2 separate regions of the Homo sapiens genome follow, and region 2 is linked to region 1. Evidence: chromatin loops called from intact Hi-C (ENCODE). Cell type or tissue: PC-9. All regions are shown on one strand. Links, peaks and the distances in the headings refer to the core of each region. The heading gives the core; the rest is flanking DNA. Region 1 has its middle 10 kb from the start of LINC00887. Region 2 has its middle 9.6 kb from the start of LINC02038.

Evidence for each region. A loop is a pair of places that touch in the nucleus more often than their neighbours do. Peaks named below come from ENCODE experiments on the same cell type or tissue, not always from the same donor. Only the 100,000 strongest peaks of a DNase experiment are listed, where the experiment ranks them.
Region 2: it touches region 1 in a loop (8-fold over the local background); 4 of 110 quality-filtered maps call a loop at or near these places.

The regions. Positions count from the first base shown.
Region 1 is chr3:194,317,945-194,327,825 of GRCh38, forward strand. No RefSeq gene overlaps it. Among named protein-coding and RNA genes, the nearest start is that of LINC00887, 10 kb to the left of the region's middle. RefSeq lists a silencer at 2,796-3,090 and enhancers at 2,796-3,090, 4,259-5,458. In PC-9, for the core only: CTCF peaks have their summits at 4,492 and 4,700; DNase peaks (open chromatin) are centred at 4,267, 4,547, 4,987, 6,507 and 1 weaker place; H3K4me3 peaks cover 4,188 bases; H3K27ac peaks cover 5,155 bases.
Region 2 is chr3:193,848,695-193,858,575 of GRCh38, forward strand. No RefSeq gene overlaps it. Among named protein-coding and RNA genes, the nearest start is that of LINC02038, 9.6 kb to the left of the region's middle. In PC-9, for the core only: no CTCF peak of the experiment used is centred there; DNase peaks (open chromatin) are centred at 3,007, 3,817, 5,167 and 5,267; H3K4me3 peaks cover 2,044 bases; H3K27ac peaks cover 6,261 bases.

The DNA of each region.
Region 1 (9,881 bases), core at 1,319-9,318:
ACCTTTCAACATGATAATCGAAGGGGACAAATATCCAAACCACGTTATTCCCCGCCCAGGACCCAAATATCATGTCTTTTTCACATTTCAAAATACAATCATGCCTTTGCAATAGTCCCCCTAAGTCTTAACTTGTTCCAGAATTAATCCAAAAGTCCAAGTCTCATCTGAGACCCAAGGCATGTTCCTTCCACCTATATGCCTGTAAAATCAAAACAAGTTATTTACTTCCAAGATACAATGGTGGCACAGGCATTGGGTAGATATTCCCATTCTAAAAGGGAGAAATTGACCCAAAGGAAGGGGCTACCAGACCCACCCAAGTCTGAAACCCATTGGGGCAGTCATTAAACCTTAAAGCTCCAAAATGATCCTTGATCCCATGTCCTGCATCCTGGGTGCACTGGTTCAAGGGATGGGCCCCCAAGGCCTTGAGCAGCACTGCCCCTGTGGCTTTTCTGGGTCTAGCCCTGTGGCTGCTCTCATGGGTTGGAGTTGAGTGCCTGTGGCTTTTCCATGCTCAGTATGCAAGCTGTCAGTGGCTCTATCATTCTGGGGTCTGGAGGACATCAGCCACCTTCCCACAGCTCCACTAGGCAGTGTCCTGGTGGGGGGTCTGTGTGGGGGATCCAACCCCCATTTCCCCTCCACACTGCCCTAGTAGAGTTTCTCTGGTGGGGGCTCCACCCCTGCAGCAGGCTTCTGCCTGGGCAGCCACCTTAGGCTTGCTGATTCATCCTCTGAAATTTAGGTGGAAGTTGCCAAGCCTCCTTCACACTTACATTCTGTGTGCCTGCAGGCTTAACACCAAGTGGAAACTGCCAAGGCTTATGGCAGCTTGCGTTCTCCAAAGCAGCAACTGGAGCTGTACCTGGGCCTGGGGTCTTTTGAGCCAGCAGAGATGTGGCAAGCAGTGTCCTGAGGCTGAACTGGACAACAGTGCCCCATACCTGGCCCCTGAACCCATTCTTTCCTCCTAGGCCCCTGAGCATGAGATGGGAAGAGCTATCTCCAAGACCTCTGAAATGCCTTTGAGAACTTTTCCCCATTGTATTGGATATTAGCATTTGGCTCCCTTTTAGTCATGCTAATGTCTCTAGCAAATGATTGCTACACTGGCTGCTTGGATTCCGCTCCTGAAAATGCTTCTTCTTTCCCTGCTGCATGGCTAGGCTACGAACTTTTATGCCCTGCTTCCTTTCATGTATAAGTTCCAACTTTAAGTCATTTCTTTACACCCATATCTGATCGTAGGCTGTTAGAAGCAGCCACGTCACTTCTTGATACTTAGAAATTTCTTCTGCCAGCTGCCACCAAATAAGTTCAACCTTCCACAAACCCCTAGGACATGAACACAATCCATCCAGGCTCTTTGCTAGGGAATAACACAGGTGATCTTTGCTTCAGCTCCCAATAACTTTCTCATTTCCATCTGAGACTTTGTCAGCTTGGACTTCACTGTCCATATCTCTATCAGCATTTTTGTCACAACCATAGATGTTCCAGACGTTCCCTCATCTTCCTGTCTTCTTCTGAGCTCTCCAGTCTCTTCCACCCTCTGCCCGTTACTCAGTTCCACATCTTTAGGTATTTTTATGGCGATACTCTATTCACTATACCAATTTTCTGTGTTAGTCCGTTTGTGCATTGCTATTAAAAATGCCTGAGACTGGGAAATTTATAAAGAAAAGAGGTTTAATTGGGTCACAATTCTGCAGGCTGTAAAAGAAGCATGGTGCCAGCATCTGGTTCTGCTAAAGACCTCAGGAAGCTTCCACTCATGGTGGAAGAAGAAAGGGGAGCAGGCACATCACATGGTGAGAGTGGGAGCAAGAGAGAGAGAAAGGGGAGGTCCCAGATGCTTAAACAACGAGATCTCACATGAACTAACTGAGCAAGAACTCATATCACCAAGAGGATGGTGCTAACCTACTCTTAAGGGATCTTCCCCCATGATCCACTCACCTCCCAGCAGGCCCCACTTCCAACACTGGGAATCACATTGCAACATGAGATTTGGAGAGGACAAAAATCCAAGCCATATCAGCCATTATTCATGCGGGCAGTCTGGGACACACAGAGACCCATAATAGCCTGTTGTGGGCACAGCATTTAGAGTCCAGATGGAGAAACTAGACAAACACATGAATAAGGGACAGAGAAATAGATATCACAAGACTGACGAGGTTTCAATGCCACGGAGGCAGTGATGACACTTGGAGCAGGCAGACACTGGAGAAATGCATGGCCATGGGTCAGGAAAACCAGAGCAGGCTTCCTGGAGGTGGTGTGGCTATCCCAGCCTAGATATGATGGAGCTTGGACATGAACCCTGGCCTGCCCGAATTTGGACCTCATACTCCTAACCACTCCTTTACCCTGTCCTCAAAGAGGGCAGGAGTGAGACCCGCCCCATGGCCCATCTGAGATCTGTAAACAGGATGTCTGGCTGGAAAAGAGGGTTCCCACGGAGACAGCCAAGGTTGAAAAGGTTGAAAAGGGCCAGGAGGGAGGGTGTTGAAGTTAAGGTTGATGAGCTCAGGCTTTATCCAGGATCCCGCAGAAAAGCCATCTGTGTTGTGATGCAGGAGTCAGACACTGATGGAAGTTTCAGGAAGACAGAATCTTTGTAGAGGCCAGCACATGGCTGGTGTGCAAAACCAGCCCTGGGGCCTGTGATGCAAGCATCATGAATGCTCTTTATATGGTTATAGCATTTTGCAGGGCTGGATTTTAACATTCTGAATTCATTTCCATTCATTCCCAAAAAGCTCTGGGAAATGACTAACTTTTAATTATTAAGTAAAAACGGGGTGCGTATTTGTTTTCCTGCTGTGGGTCTTGGTCTTTTACATTCTCTGCTACACCACTCTGTTATCAACTTTACAGAAAACAAAGAAACTGGAATTAAACATTAACCAGGATCATTGAGAATGTCACAGAAATGCACAGCCCTGGGGTTAGGACAGGGGAGGCCCCTCATTCTCTGGTTGGCTGTTCAAACAGAAAAGGAGCCTGGGAGCACGCCCCGTCTCCAAGGGACTGGGGTCGGGGGTGAGGTGATTTCAAGGTGCACTTTCCACTCCAGTCAACATTTCCTGAGTTCCTGTGTGAGGGCTGGCCTCGGTGCTAGGAATCTGGGTACACGAGGGCTGAGACAGGGTCCCAGTCCTGGAGACATTCACATCGCCTGTGAGAAGGGCCCTCACAGAGGCAGGGACAGACGGCCAAGGAAAGCAGAATGGGTAGTGATGTGTTTCATCCTAGAGGACGCAGCAATTGCTGTAGGTCTTAAAGAATCAAAAGAATCAATAGACTTTTTACTAGTAAAAAAGAGAGGGCCAACTGGGCATGGTGGCTCACACCTGTAATCCCAGCACCTTGGGAGGCTGAGGTGGGCGGATCAATTGAGGTCAGGAGTTTGAAACCAGCTGGGCCAACATGGTGAAACCCCATCTCTACTAAAAATACAAAAATTAGTTGAGCATAGTGGTGGGCACCTGTAATCCCAGTTACTCAGAGGCTGAGGCAAGAGAATTGCTTGAACCTGGGATGCAGAGGTTGCAGGGAGCTGAGATCAAGCCACTGCACTCCAACCTGGGCAACAGAGGGAGACTTCATCTCAGAAAAAAAAAAGAGGGGGAGGCAGTTCAGGCAGAGGGAACAGCATGAACGAGCAGGCAGAGGACCTGCTGCCATCCTCCTAGAAGGAAATATATCACCAGGGGTCCAGCACAACAGGAAGCCCACTAGTATTGCAAACAGAGGGAATTTAATCCAGGGGACTGGCTGCATAGATATAGGTGGTACAAAAACTGACAAGGCAAAGCAGACAGCGAGCAGACCAGTGTGCAGGGTGTGTTTGGGAAGTGACTGGTAGCCTGGTAATGGGGTGTGGGGTGTACAGCGGGGGGAGGGGTGTGTAGAGGATGGCACAGGGCTGGAAGGCAGCTTGGGAGCAGAGTGGAAAGGCTGGTCCTACGGTGCATGCTTGATTTGCAAAGTTACAGAGCCTCGTCTAAAGCATGGCCTGGTGGGCTTGAGCAGCCGTGGGAGGGTGGGCTGCTGGGCTGGCCTTGGTGGGAGGCTGCTGGGGTTGACCAGGGCAGGACTCGCCCAAGGCTGCTGCCAGAGAGGAGAGGTGGGGTGGGCTCAGAGACATTCCCAAGGCTCAGTCTTCTGGCTCAGTGACGAATTGAGTGGGGGGAGGGACGTCAACAAGTCTGAACACTCTGACCCGGTGCCATCCTCCTAGAAGGAAGTGTATCAGCCAGGGGCCCGGCCCATCAGGAACCATGCTAGTATTTCCAACAGAGGGAGTTTAATCCAGGGGACTGGTTGCATCGGTGGTATAAAAACTGAGAAGGCAAACGAGATGGTGAGCAGCCCCGAGGTGAGCAATGGGAGGACGGCGCTGCACCATTTGGAGCAGGAGGGACAGAAAAGGGAAGCAGGTGGAGCCCGGAGGCCGGGAGCTGCCCACCAGGCAGAAGCCACAGCAGACCTGCGCAGTGGGAACTGGCGCCGGGGAGGCGCAAGCCCTGCTAGAGATGCTTCCTAGAGCAGGGACCCAGGGGAGGAAATGCCCCGGCGTCTCCCCTCCGCCCACCCTCTCCTCACCTGCTATTGGCCAAACCTACCTGGAGCAAGGGACCTGGGGAGCGTAACCCTGAGATACAAGCCAGCCCGAGAAGAATGGGCATGTGTGTGGGAGCAGCGGGCCGACAGGAGCACAGGAACACCAGAGGAAGCAGCTGCGGAGAAGAGACCGTGCGTCCTGATCTGAAGATGGGAAGCGAGAGGTCCCTCCAGGAAGGAATGTCTAGTTTGCAGCAGCATAGAGAGTAGGATGGCTGGGGAGGTAGATGTGGCAGGCGCGACTGTAGCTCTCTGTCTCAGGTTTTCTCAACCCAGGGAAAAGCTGATTAATGCCTGAGTCACTCTGTCCGCGAGCTGAGCCTCCTGGGTGGGGCAGGGCAAGGTGGTATCGGGTGATTCGGGGATGTGCCAGCCTCAGGGAGGGGAGAGAGGATAGTGTGCGGGAAACAGAGCTGGCCTGGAGAGGCTGTCACGCCCACAGCATCACCCCAGTTCTGACGGCAAAGCTGTGTGACTTTGAGCAAGTGAATGATGCGCTCTGGGCTTCGATTTCCTCGTCATCACCAACCCCTGCCTCCAGCACAAGCTGCTCCACACCAGGCAACCGCCTGTAGTTGCCCAAACTCTGTGCTTCCTCAACACCCAGGCCTGCAGTAGACGCCACCCCCGACCTGGAATCTCCTTCCCCATTCCCACACGTCTTACTTTCTCCAGTCTTTCAGATTCAGTCCTAGCAGACTCCCAGCACTTTGGGAGGCCGAGGCGGGCAGATCACGAGGCCAAGAGATTGAGACCATCCTGGCCAACGTGGTGAAACCCTGTCTCTACTAAAAACTCAAAAATTAGCCGGGCGTGGTGGCGCACGCCTGTAGTCCCAGCTGCTCAGGAGGCTGAGGCAGGAGAATCGCTTGAATCCAGGAGGCGGAGGTTACAGTGAGCCGAGATCGCGCCACTGTACTCCAGCCTGGGGACAGAGTGAGATTCCATCTCAAAAAACATAAATAAATAAAAAATAAACCCCCCCCCACACACAGCAAAAACAAATCACAAAGACAAAAACGAAATCCCTTCAATGCCCATTTCCTGAATCAACTGCATCCCCCAGGAACTGCTTTGGGATTTTACTTATTATTTGGGATTATTTGTGCTCATTTCCCCTGTACCAAAAGTCAGAATCAAGTTAGCTGCGCTGTGTCTCTGTCACAAATGTCTGCTTGTATAAATAGGAGGGGGTACAAGCATGTGTCCACACACGCACACACGCCTCTCTCCGGATAAAGAGGTCTCGGGGTGAGGATTCTGGAACCCGTCCTTCCACACCTACTGCGTCTGGTCACTGTCTCCGAGGCTGACATTCCTCACGCCGAGGGATGGGCAGGCAGAAGGCTGCAGGCAGTGCGCCAGCCAGGTCAGCTTACAGCGAGCTGTCAACCCAGTCACTGACGCCTCAGCGAGGCCATAAATAACAGCGGTGAAGCTGCAGCAGGCCACCCGGGCCTCCCCCAAACCACTCCTCTGCCATCAATCTCGCCTGATGACTGCTTGGCGTTCAGGCTTCCGCGTGACCCGACCACGGCCCCAAGCGTTCTTTGGGGCGCAGTGTCCCTTCCCAGGCACGGAGTGGGTCAGCCAGGAGCACACTGCCTCGCAAGGTCCCCGTGTCCTGCCAATGTACTTTCTGGATGCTGGAGGCAGGCTGAAAAAGACTCCCATCACTCAAAACCCCACCCCTCTCAAGACCGGCTCCAGAAAGCTGAGTTCCATCCCCGTTGTTGATCCGGTCATGGTGGACTCTGTACCAGAAACGATGCCACACAGCAACTGCTGCCCTCCGCCATGCAGCAGCGACTCACCCTGTGCCCAGGCTGCTCTTGTGTTCTTTGCAATGTGAGTGGGCAAAAGCCGACATATAAGGCAGCTCTTCCGCTCAGACTCCTTTTGTCCCGCCCTCAGCGGCAGGGACCTTATGTCCACGCCCTTGGTTCTGAGGCTCCAACTCTCACCACCCTAAAACATCCACCTAAAATCACAGACCACCACACATACACCCACACACCACATACACACACACCACACACACCATACACCCACACACCCGACACACAGACCACACACACACCACATACACACTACACACACACACCATACACACACACACCCGACACACAGACCACACACACACACATACACACTACACACACACACACACACACACCAGACACATACACCCACACACCACATACACACACACACACACACACACACCGACACACAGACTACACACACACCACATACACACACTACACACACACCACATACACACACACTACACATACAAAACACACCCGCCACACACACCACATACACACACACTACACACACCATACACACACACCACACACCACATACGCACACACACCACACACCCCACATAGACACACATACCATACACACACACCAGACACATGCACACCACACACACCACACACCACATACACACACTACACACACACCATACACACACCAGACACACACACCATACACCACACACATCACACACTACACACACACCAAACACATACACACACCACATACATACCACACACACATGCACACTCGCACACCACACACACACCACACAGATACACACCACACATACCACACAACACACACACATACACCCCCACACACATACACCACCACACCACACACATATACACCACACAGACCACATGCACCACACACACCATACACACATCACACACACACACCACACATACATACACCACATACACTACACACACCACACACACCACACGCACACTCACACACCACACCCCCCACATACTACACACACCACACATATTTACATGCACACACACACACACACACACACTTCCTCACTCACAAGCTCTCTCCTGAACTCTTGGGATTTGATTTCTGTAAAATGCTCACATGTCCCCACTCTACCAGCTAATGAGATAATTCCGTGATCTCATCAGCCTTCTAATAGGATTTTCATCACATCTCTCTGGATAAAAGCTATCTAAAGGCTCACCAAATGGTCCCTAGGCATTGCACTCTTTATCAGTACCCCCACTCCATCAAGTTAAGCTTCTGTGGCCACAGGGTGGCAGGAGGGAGGGGTCTTCCAGAGTCAAACCCCCTTACATCTGGGGAACTGAACTCCAAAGAGGCAGTGACTTCTGAAGGTCACAGGGTCAGATGGGGGCCCATCCGTCCAGAGTACGGTGCGTCTGGGGAAGAAGTAACCAAATCCAGTCCTTCCCCGAGGGGACAGAGGGCACACACGGGGAAGCCACGCCCCAGTCCAGGGCCACACAGAGGGGGCCTGTGGTGGACCCTGGTGGTGCTCCTGCAAGCCCCCCACCGGACCCCTTCCTGCGTCCGGCCCTTCCCCAGCCCCGGGGGGCTTCCATGGCTAACCCAGGCGCCTGCGACTTGCTTTGGGGCCCTGTCCTCAGGCCATTGCAGGGAAGTGGGGAGCAGCCTTTAGCCGTGGCGGACTGGGGAGGGGTCTAAAAGCCCAGCTCCCTTGCCTGAGTTGGGGCAAACTCTGAGAAATAATTTATACTCCAGAACTTTCCTGCGGGATCTAGCTAGGGCTTGTTCTTCCCGGGAAACTGTACCAGCGTGGCTTCCCCCAGCCCACCCGGGCTGCGCACTCCCGGCCTCCTTACTAGTTCCTCCTGGGATCATCTCCCTTCAATAAATCACCTGCGTCTGGGCCCTTAACGACTGCCTCCGGGGAGCCTGACCTAAGACACCAGGAAACGTGTGTGGAACAAACCGAAGGGCTCTGAGGATAACATCAGCCAGGGAGAAGAGCAAGTGGAATGGAGCACGGAGCACATGGTTAAAGGAAAAGGTTCGGGCAGAGGAGGAGCCTCGCCCGAAGGAGGGATGGAGAAGACACTGCACTTACACATCCACACACACAGCACACACCACACAACCACACACACAATCACACATACCGCACACACAACCACACACAATACACACCACACAACCACACACACCACACACAACCACAAACACCACACACCACACACAACACACACAACCACACACACAACACAACACACAACCACACACAACATACAACACACACAACCACACACCACACAACCACACACTGCAACCACACACACAATACACACAACACACAGCACACACCACACACAACACACAGCACACACCACACAACCACACACAGTCACACATACCACACACACCACACAACCACACACACAATCACACATACCACACACAACCACACACACAACACAGACACACAACCACACACACACCACACACCACACACAACCACACACCACACACAGCCACACACCACGCACAACCACACAACCACACACCACACACAACCACACACACAACACACACCACACACACAACCATACACAACCACACACAACACCATATAATCACACACACAATCACACATACCACGCACCACACATAACACACACCACACGACCACACACCACACAACCACACACACCACACACAACCACACATACCACACAACCACACCACACACCACACACACAACCACACAACCACACACCACACACCACACACAACCACACACACCACAACCACACACACAACACACACAACCACACACCACACAACCACACCCACCACAACCACACACACCTACACACACCACACACAACCACACAACCCCACACACAACCACACACAACCACACAACCACACACCACACACCACACACAACCACACAACACACAAACACACAACACACAACCACACACAACACACACCACACACAACCACACACCACACACAACATACACAACCGCACACACAACACACAACCACACAACACACAGCACACACAACCCCACACACACCACACAACCACACACCGCAACCACACACACAACACACACAACACAGCACACAGCACACAACCACACAGTCACATATACCACACACACAACACACACCACACAACCACACACCACACACACAATCACACATACCACACACACAACACACACAACCACACACACCACACACAACCACACAACCACACACAACACAATCACACATACCACGCACAACCACACATAACACACCACACAACCACACACCACACATACCACACACAACCACACATACCACACAACCACACACCACACGCACCACACACAACCACACAACACACCACACACCACACACAACCACACACCACACAAACATACAACACA
Region 2 (9,881 bases), core at 725-8,724, 470 kb before region 1:
TTGAGGTATTCAGCAGCCTGAACAGGTTAAGACACTAATTACGCATACACAGCATATAACTATTCTATTGATACACATGGATTGTTCCCTTTTTTTACATCTTACAAATAATGTGTGTATTTTTGTTTTGTTTTTGTTTTTGTTTTGGACATAGGATCTCTCTGTTGCCCATACTGGAGTGCTGTGACACAATCATAGCTCATTTCAGCCTTGAACTTCTGGGCTCAAGGGATCCTATCACCTCAGCCTCCCAAGTAGCTAGGACTACAGGTGCACGCCACCACACCCAGCTAATTAAAAAAAAAAACTGTGTGTGTGTCAAGATGGGAGTCTCACTATGATGCCCAGGCTGGTCTCAAACTCCTGGCCTCAAGCAATACTCCCGCCTTGGCCTCCCAAGATGCTGGGATTACAGGCATGAACTAGGGCACTTGGCCAAACAGTGTGGTCTTGAACATGCCTATACATGTTTTTTGACACAGGCACGTATGTGTTTCTGTTTACTCTATAAACCTAGGAGTGGAATTGCTAAGATAAGCAAATGTTTAGTTTTAATGGATAACACCAGTTTCTAAAGTAGTTGTACCATGCTGGAGTTTTGCAAAAGCTTCCCAGGTGATTTTAATGAGTGTCAAGAGTTGAGAATCCTGCCCAAGACTTACTAAGGGGTGGCAAAACCAGCCCATTTTTAACCCTCACTTTGAAACCCTTCCCACTATTATCAAAAGATTGGGGACGGGAACAAGGGAGGGCATCACTGGGAGAGGTTTGTTCTCTGCCTTGTTGGGAATAAGCGAACCGGGATTTCTGTCTCTCTGCACATTGATCTCCCTTCCTCGGAACACCCCTCTTCCACTGTGTCTATGGGTGAATTCTCAGGCATTTTTCAAGGTGGAACTCAGTGTCACCCTTTCAGAAAGTCCTTCCCTACCTTATAGGCAGAATCGCCTCACCCCTGGTAAAGCGACCAGTCCACTGTGAGGCTTGTTATCCCCGTGTATTCCATCTCATGGGGTCTTCACCTTATGTGTGCGTCCTCGTTTAGACCACAGCTACCTGAACATAAGCAGGGCCGTGTCCTATGTGTCTTTTATTCTTCAAGCCTAGCATAGTCCCTCTATAAAAAGTGCTCAATAAATGCTTATTGTGATAGAAAATTCATAATGTGACTAAAATATGAATTAATAAATGCTTAAGACTACCAGCTATGAAGAAAGGATTGAGTCTTGTTCTGATTAGGTAGTATACAACAGACCATTCCAAATGCAGTGGCTTTATACAACAATGGACTATCATCCTCCCCAGCCTGTGGGTTGACTGGGTTCAGTTCCTATGTGGTTCCTGCCTGGAGTCTGGTTACAGTCAGCTGGAGGCCCAGGAAGGGATCATCTAAAGACTCAACTGGGATGGGCGTGAAAAATGGCCTCTTCCCCCACATGCGTGGGCCACAGTCGCAATGGCTGGAAGAACTGAGGCCTGAATAGGTGGCCATCCACATGTGACTCATTTAGGAGTCCTCACACCATGACAGTCTCAGGGTAGCCATACTTCTTACATGACAGTGGTTTTCCTCAAACAAGCATTCCTGAAGACCCAGGCCACACTGCAAGGCTTCCTATGACCCACTCAGAAGTCACACGGCATCACTTCTGCAGCATGCTGGTGGTCAAAAGCAAGTCACAGAGCAGGGCAGGTTCAGGAGGAGGAGACTTCACAAGGACATGGACCCATGTCCAATCAGAAACCTACATCAGGAAAGAAAAGTGAAACTTCATTACCCTAAGCATCACTGAAAGCAACACAGGGCAAAAATAAAAACTTCATGTAAAATATATATGTTTAAATAAAATACCTTAAGATATTTTAATAGGGCTTAGGGCCTCAGCTGTATATCGTATTGCACATATTATCAGGATAAACCTATAACACTTTGGGGCAAACAAACATTTGTGAGTCTCTGCAGAAGACAAGAAACTCAGAGTTTTAGAGAATGGCCAAAATCACCCCAGGGAACCTATAGGAAGCATTGCTTGTTGGTGGGGCAGCACTTTCAGCATTTGATGTAGAGCCTTATGCAGGTTTTCCTTCAGATCCCGCTTCTTAACATGTGGGCAGCTACCTGGACTGAATGAAAGGTGCTGGGAGTTAAAGACAGGCCAGGAAAACAACAACTCACAGGTAAGAATGTTCAACACATTTGTTTGTAGCAAACAAGAAAGAACCTCGGTGTCCAACAGTAGAGGACTTGTTACAAGCTGTTATGTTCTTACACAGTGGAAAATTATGCATTTGATACTGCTTAATGAATTTTAATGGCAAAGTGTACAACAAACCATCAGGTGAAAAAGGAGTCAATATACAAAAGTTTGCATGAAATATTCCAATTATGTTCAAATATGTACATGCACAGAGAAAAGGCTAAAAGGTTATATATCTTAATTTCAACAGTAGATATGTCCACATAGCAGAATTATTAAAATGTTTTAACATGTTTTACTTTGTGCTTTTTGTATTATACAAGTTCCACACAGTGAGCACATATAATTTTCATAATCAGAAAATAAAATTAAGAGTGAGATGAAACTCCAGTGGGAAGTTGGGGCTGCGTCATGGCCCCAAGGCCCCCCCAAAAGCCTTTTATCCTGGAGCTGCTAGGGATCAATATATTATCTCTTGTAGATGTGAGGCCTTATCAGCTACTACCTTAGATCAATACTGTGTGCTCTCATGTAAGTTTCTTAACTTCTCCATTCTCTGGTTATCTACTCCATCAAACAGGGGAGTTGGACAGTAGGATTAAATCTTTAGAACTTCAGAATTTACAAGCACTTTCTCTTATCCTATTCCTCTTCACAATAGCCGGATGGCAGAATCAAGGCAAGCCTTATCACTGTTTGGCCTATGGGAAAACAGGCTCAGCAAAGTCAGGTCAGTAGCCCAGGGTCACACAGATGTTAGGCAGCGGTGAGCATTCAAAACCAGGTCTTTGGGCTTTACTCCAGCAGATCTGACTGGTAAATCAGGATTCCTTTCCTAGATCAACTGTAAACTCCCATCCTGTCATAAAACTCCGGCCAAAATTTCTGCCTTCTGAGATCACATATCCTAGGACTAATGTCTTTCTTGTTTCTGTATTCCAAGGATCTTAAAGGCAGCTCTAACATCTCCTTTGAGTTATCTCCAGTTCTGTCTGCTCCTGCTCAAATGACATTGTATGGGGTCCACACACCATTTTAGAATCCCAGAATCAGAATTGGAAAATATATTTAAAGGTCATCTGTCCTAAGAAGTCCCTGTCAGTCTTTTACAGAAAGCCTCTCATCTGAAAAAGTCCCTCGACAATGCTCCCAAGGGGGTCCTTGGGCCCAGGGCCAGGGCGATGAAGTGCCCTTTCCTCTACCGAGTGGGGAGACATACACAGGTGACCTTAATTCAAAGAGGGAATGTTTGGGGCTGCAAAGTTTGAGGCCGAGTGACTCAGGCCTTTTCACAGGGACATCGTGCACAATGGAAAGATCTGAAAGTTCCAAAGGGAAAGAAAACCAGAAAGGCCAAGACAACTCACACACACAGAAAGCCAGCTTAGAACAAATCCAGAGGGCCAAGAAGAAACCTGTGGAAAAAAATCTCTCTCCTAAGAGGGCTCTATTGTGTGTACTCTGGGTCAAAAGAGCCTCGCTCTGCAGAGCGGCTCTCCCACCTGCTGGGATTCTCCAGAGGAATCCTTTTTCTTCCGTCTGAGTTCAGCAAACTTCCTGCTTCCTCTACCCAGCGCAGCGAGCCCCTCTCTGTACTGATCAGCAAGGGTGACAGGGCTTGGCAGCCATGGTGGCAGCTTGCTGGGGCACTGGCACAAAGTGACTTCGTAAATACCGCAGCTTTGATAATTTCTTGCTTCACTGGTCTCTTGGGATTCTTTCCATCTGCGTTAAGAAAACAAAAAGTTGGACCTCCCTCTGCCCACAAAGTTAGATGCTTTTATTTTGTGTAGGACTTAAAGAAATAGATATCTATTTCTATACCACTTCATTGAGTAATATATACTTTTTAATGGGGGGGTTGGCAAACATTTTTAAGTGCCCCCTCTCCGAACCTCAATGAAAGCTTTGTTAATATAGACATTTACAAAGTAAAACTTTATTCAGTTTGAAATGGAAACACTTGGTTAGAATCCCAAATGACTTGTATGCATGAAAACTGTTATGCAGAAAAAATTCCTACAATGGTTTTTTTTCCTCCAAATGAAATTCTTTTGTGTTAATAAATATTTCTTCATTTATGTCCAATCTTAGGGTGCTCACAAAGAGATCTCCTTAGGTTACATCCCTTTGTTTCTGAGATTTAATGAAAGAATTTTATGTAAGTTAAAGAAAGGAATTCTTGTTAGATTTATATATCAAAGTAAACCACAGACCTCAGTTATTTCGCCCAACTTGGCCACCCCACCCCATCTGATGTCAGAGTCTTTCTCTAATACTGTCTTGAGTCAACTGTGTGCCAGGATAGTGCCTGCTGGAAACTGGATGGAATTCTCATTTAATTATCACAACAGCCCTATGAGAGATGTGAACTCTCTGTTTTCAAATCATGAAACTAAGTCAAGAGAGCTCAAGAAATTTGTCCGCTATCACAAAGCTAAATAGGACTGTGGGACAGAAAGACTCCTAAGCCCAAGGACTTTTTAAATATTAGAACTTCTCCTTCCTATGGTCATCTAGTCACTGCTCAAACCCTCCCTACACACTGCTTTCCAGTTGGAGGCAGTTTTTGTTGTTTTATAGTGTTCTTCCCTGTCCTGAGCCTTCTTGTAAAGTCCACCTGTAAGTTCAACCACAAGCATGATTTTATACCTCAGGCAGGAACCAGATCTAGAGGGCATTCTAGGAGGAGTAGGCTAATAACCACATACTAGGAATGTGTTGTTTGCAAGCTGCAGGTCAGAAGAAGTTGAGGCTGGCATACAAGGAAGTATCATTCTAGGGCTGTGTCAGGCCAAGCCCACAGCTTCTGTGCTGTGGATAAGGATAAGGGACGCTGAGTTTTAGGAAGTATAAGGGCTGGCTGATACACGAGGGGAAAGCAGACAGTGAACCTCAACCCCCACACCACAGGCCCAGTTCACAGGAAGACAGCTCAGGAAGGAGACACAGGTTCTGATAAGATATAAGCTCCAGATCCCACCCTGCATTTGTCTGCAAGCCATTTCCTGGTTCATGGATGGCAGTGACCTGGAAATATGGACCACAGAGGTCATGATTCTAGAAATGCTGCCCTGCCTCACTAAATTCCCCAGCCAGCTACACCCTCTGCCTTCACAGCCCTTCGTATAGACTCCTTTACCACATAGTCTCATCATGAGTTGTTTTAATTAGTAGTCTCTCCTTTAGCCTATGCCCTTGTAGTTCAGGGGTTGGTAAACTATTACCCATGGGCAAAATCTATCCCACTGCCTGTTTTTGTAAATAAAGTTTTATTGGAACACAGCCATGCACATTCATTTTTATATTGGCTATGACTGCATTCTCTACAGCTTCAGAGTTGGGTAGTTGTAATAGGAACCACAAAGCCTAAACTACTTGTCACTTGTCCTTTTATAGAAAAAGTTTACCAACCCCTGTTCTTGAGAGCAAGGACAAAGTTCTATTTATCTTATATTCCCATTAGGGTCTTGTATCTCCAACATTATAGCCATACTTTTAAAATCTGTAAAATGACAGTGATATCTCTGTCACAGAGATATAGTGAAATATAAAGGAGATATTAATATATTTGGAGACAGGATATGCAAAATGCCTAGCACAGTTCCTGGCATAGGACAAATACTCAATAAGTATTTAGTGAATGAAGCAGAAGGTCAATCCACTCCAAATGAAATGATGCATGTGAGAGCACTTTGCAAACCACAAAGCTCTGTGATGCCATGGTGGGTTACTATCATCACTGTCAAATACAGAAATGTTCTGGAGCAAAGCCGGCTCTCCCCTCTGGCTTTCTTGATCCTGATCTTTTGGGTACAATCTCACATACAGTCTTAATTTAAGCGAATTCATAACCCAATTTTTACATGGATCCTATCCATCCCTCTCTCTTACCCTCTCCCTCTAGGTACTGGTTCTTAGGTTAAATCTTGAGTTCCTTACGTAAGAGTACCAAACAGTGACGGCTCTGGTGGTTCCGTACTGAGTCAGCCTACCTAAGCCCAAAGGACATTTCCCAGATTTTTCCTTCTTTCTATGGCCCTCGTTATGGTTGGCCATAAGAGAAATTGGCATGAGATTTGGAAAGCAGACCAACCATCACAACACTTGAAGGTTGGTGCAGGGCTACAGGTGCCATCACAGCTCATGAACACAAACAGACACCAGCATTTACCTACTTGCTTACCTCCTTAGCATGGAGCAGCGGCCAGTTCTGCAGCTCCCCTCAGCTCCTGCTGAGTTTTGGCTCAGGTGTGTGTGCACCCCTATGGTAAAGGGCACATACCTCTTCTATAGGGTTAGTTGTGGTGAAAGACAGGGAAAGGTTCCAGGTTGCCCTTGATCTCTCCTGTATCAGGTCCAGCTTATCTTCCTGCATCCTTCTCCCACTATTGTGAGAAGTCTAATTGCTATGGGAAATTATTTCATATCACTAAGAGTGACTCTGCCTCCCTGATGAAACCATGAGCAAGAAAACCTAAAGGATGAGTTCTCTGAATTGGTTCTGGAGTTGGCTCTCTGATCTGATTATATTTAAAAGCGTTAATGACTCTGATGCCAGTAGTAAAGGGGACCTGGTGGTAACAAAAGAGTTAATTACATTATCACCTATAAATACCTGTAATTAAGTGCCTATAGAAGGCAGGGCTTTGGATAACCAAGTAGTTGCTTCTGTACAATATTTCAGCAAAAATAAGGAAGATACAGATGTTGATAGGTAGCTTCTAGGTTACTGAAGAACTTGGAGAAAAAAAAAATTATGACTAAGTTCCCAATACAAAGACTAACTAAGGGAAATCTTTAGTTCCTGTGGCTATAGGGCAAATATTTCTGAAAATCAAACCCAAGGTCTAATTTTGGGAAGAATTATGCAAACTGAAATCACAACCTCACAGAGTATCTTATGGTAAAATTAGCACATTGATTAGGAAGAAGTGTGGTTCTGAGCATTGGGGTAGACATATGGGCAGATTCAGATGAAGCTGGGAGCTAGAACTTGAATTTTGCTGAGCCTTTTTTGCCAGTAGTAGAAGCACTCCCTTCCTAGCTAATGAGCTCACCTTGCCTAAAGAAACTGCAATGGCCTTTCACCGAGCCTGGACCAGAACAAATGACCAGAGGTGCCTTGCAAGAAACTACTGATTCTCCTTAAGACCTACCTACTCTCAATTCTTCTCATTGCTTCTAGACCTATAACTAGACTCAAGTTTCAGCAGGCTCCAGGGGTTAAAGTTTAAAGTGTGATCCATGTGAAACTGTCATATACATCAAAAGAATTATAAGCTTTTTCCATTCATAGTCACAGAAACCTGAGAAACATGTTTAGAAATGGATCTTAATGATGTTGAATCAGGGAAAGAGGAAGATAATGCTGGACCAGGCCAAAGATTTCAATACAGGTACACTGGAAAGAGATTCTGGATTCAGTGTATTACATTGAGTAACTTAGAGTGATTCTAACAGTTTGGTTCATTGACTAAAACCTAGACAAAATGGTGGCTTATACCTAGGGCAATTGAAATACTAGAACTTTCTTGATATGGAGAAAGGTACCCAAATGCTTAGGGGGACCAAAATGCTGGGGTAGATTTATTATGTGAGGCCTGCTTGCCTATCACTTTCTAATTATGTCCCCAGGAGGGGCCAGAAGACACTCCCTTCATGAAGGTATTGAGATATGGTACACAGACCAAAAGAGAAGCCCCAGTATCTGTAAAGAGCCTATGGTACGTAGTAACTATAACCAGGAATGACACGGAAACTGCTGCCACTTAAGTGCACTCCACAAATTCACGGGGATGATGGGATGCCCAGGTATCAGAAGCCAACTGGAAGACACTCAATCACCAGACATGAGGTAGTTACTGTAATGAACAGCAGAGCCAAAACATTAACTGGAATGGTTTGATCTGCAGAAGGTTGATCATGGTGTCCCTGAAACTGAAATAGATGTGTGGCCTACTCAAGTCTTACTTGATTTACGTAAGTTGAAAAGGTCTGGGTCTGGTGAAAGAGGTGATGATCACAATAGAGAATCATGACATCCCTAATTAATTCTGAGACTTCAGCCAGTTCTTATTCAAATGAAAGGGGAGTGGATCCCTTCAGGAAGGAATCTACTACTTGGCCCAAAACTTATACAGTAAATCTTTTTTCCAGCATTTCCCAAAGGAAGTTGAGGACATCTATCAGTATGGATATGTATTTGGAAAGAGAAAATTACTATGCCTTTTAGCAATTACTAGGTGTTGGCTCTAAGCTGACACTAATTTCAAGAGACTGAAAATGCCAGAATGGCCCACAGTTAGAATAGGGGTTTATGGAGATCAGGTGATCAGTGTAGGTTTTGACTTGGGTCCATCTCACAGCGGACTTGGTGTGTCCCTGAGTGTCTTGTAGTTATTTTCCAAGTTCCAGAATTGGTCATCTTAGGAACAGATATACCAAACGACTAGCAGAAGTGCCATACAGGTTTCCTTCTCCATGGGGTATGGTGAGAAAAACCAAGTGAAAGCCAGTAGAATCTCCTCTACCTACAAAAGCATAAACTAAAGAAATATCATCTTCCTGGGGGTATTGCAGAAATTGGTGCCACCATCAAGGCTTGAAAGATATAAGGATGGTATATCAAGGCTTGAAAGATAAGGATGGTGAATCCCATTCAAATTGCTTATTTGGCCCATGCCAAGACACGTAGATCTTGGAGAATAACAGTGGCTTATCATAAACTTGATTGAATGGTGACTGTAATTGCAGCTGCTTTCCCAGGTGTTATTATTTTTTTTCTGAAGAAACTAGTACAACCTCTAATAGCTCTTAATCTGACCAGTGCTTTGTTGCCACCCCCTATACCTTGATAAAGACCCACCAGAAATAGTTTGCTTTCAGGGACAGCATTACACCTTCACTGTTCTACGTCAGGTCTGTATTAACTCCCAGTCTACTGTCAAAATCTAATCCCAGGGATCCTGATAGCCTCTCCATCCCACAGAGTATCACATAGGCCTATGCCACTGATGATAGTATGATAATTGGTCCTGGTGGGCAGGAAATAGCAAATAATCTGGATACTTTGGTAAGAATAATGCAAGCAGACAGGGGAAAATGAATCCCACAAAAATTCGAGGGCCGGCCATTTTGGTGAAATGTCTATGAGTCCAGTGGTCAGAGGATGTTGATATATTCTGTCCAACATGAAGGAGAAGTTGCAGCATCTGGCCTTTCTTACCACTAAGTAAATGGCAGAATGCCTAGTGAACCTCTGGAAGCAACTTCATTTGCTCATGCTACTTCAACTCATTTATTGAGTAACCTGAAAGGCTGCCAGTTTTGAGTGCAGTCCAGAAAATGAGAAGACTTTGCAACAGATTCAGCCTACTAGGCAAGCTCCACTGCCACCTAAATGATTCAGCACATCTAATTTTGCTAAAAGGATCTGTGGCAGATAAGGAAGCTGTATAGAACTGTGCACAGGTCCCTCGAGGGGTAAGTCTCAACACAGACCTTTAGGGTTTGGACAAAACTATGCCATGCTTTGCAGATAATTATTATCCCTTTAAGAAAAGCTCCTGACTTGCTACTGGGTCTGATAAGAGATTGAATGCCTTGGTCAGGCACGGTGGCTCACACCTGTAATCCCAGCACTTTGGGAGGCTGAGGCAGATGGATCGCCTGAGATCAGGA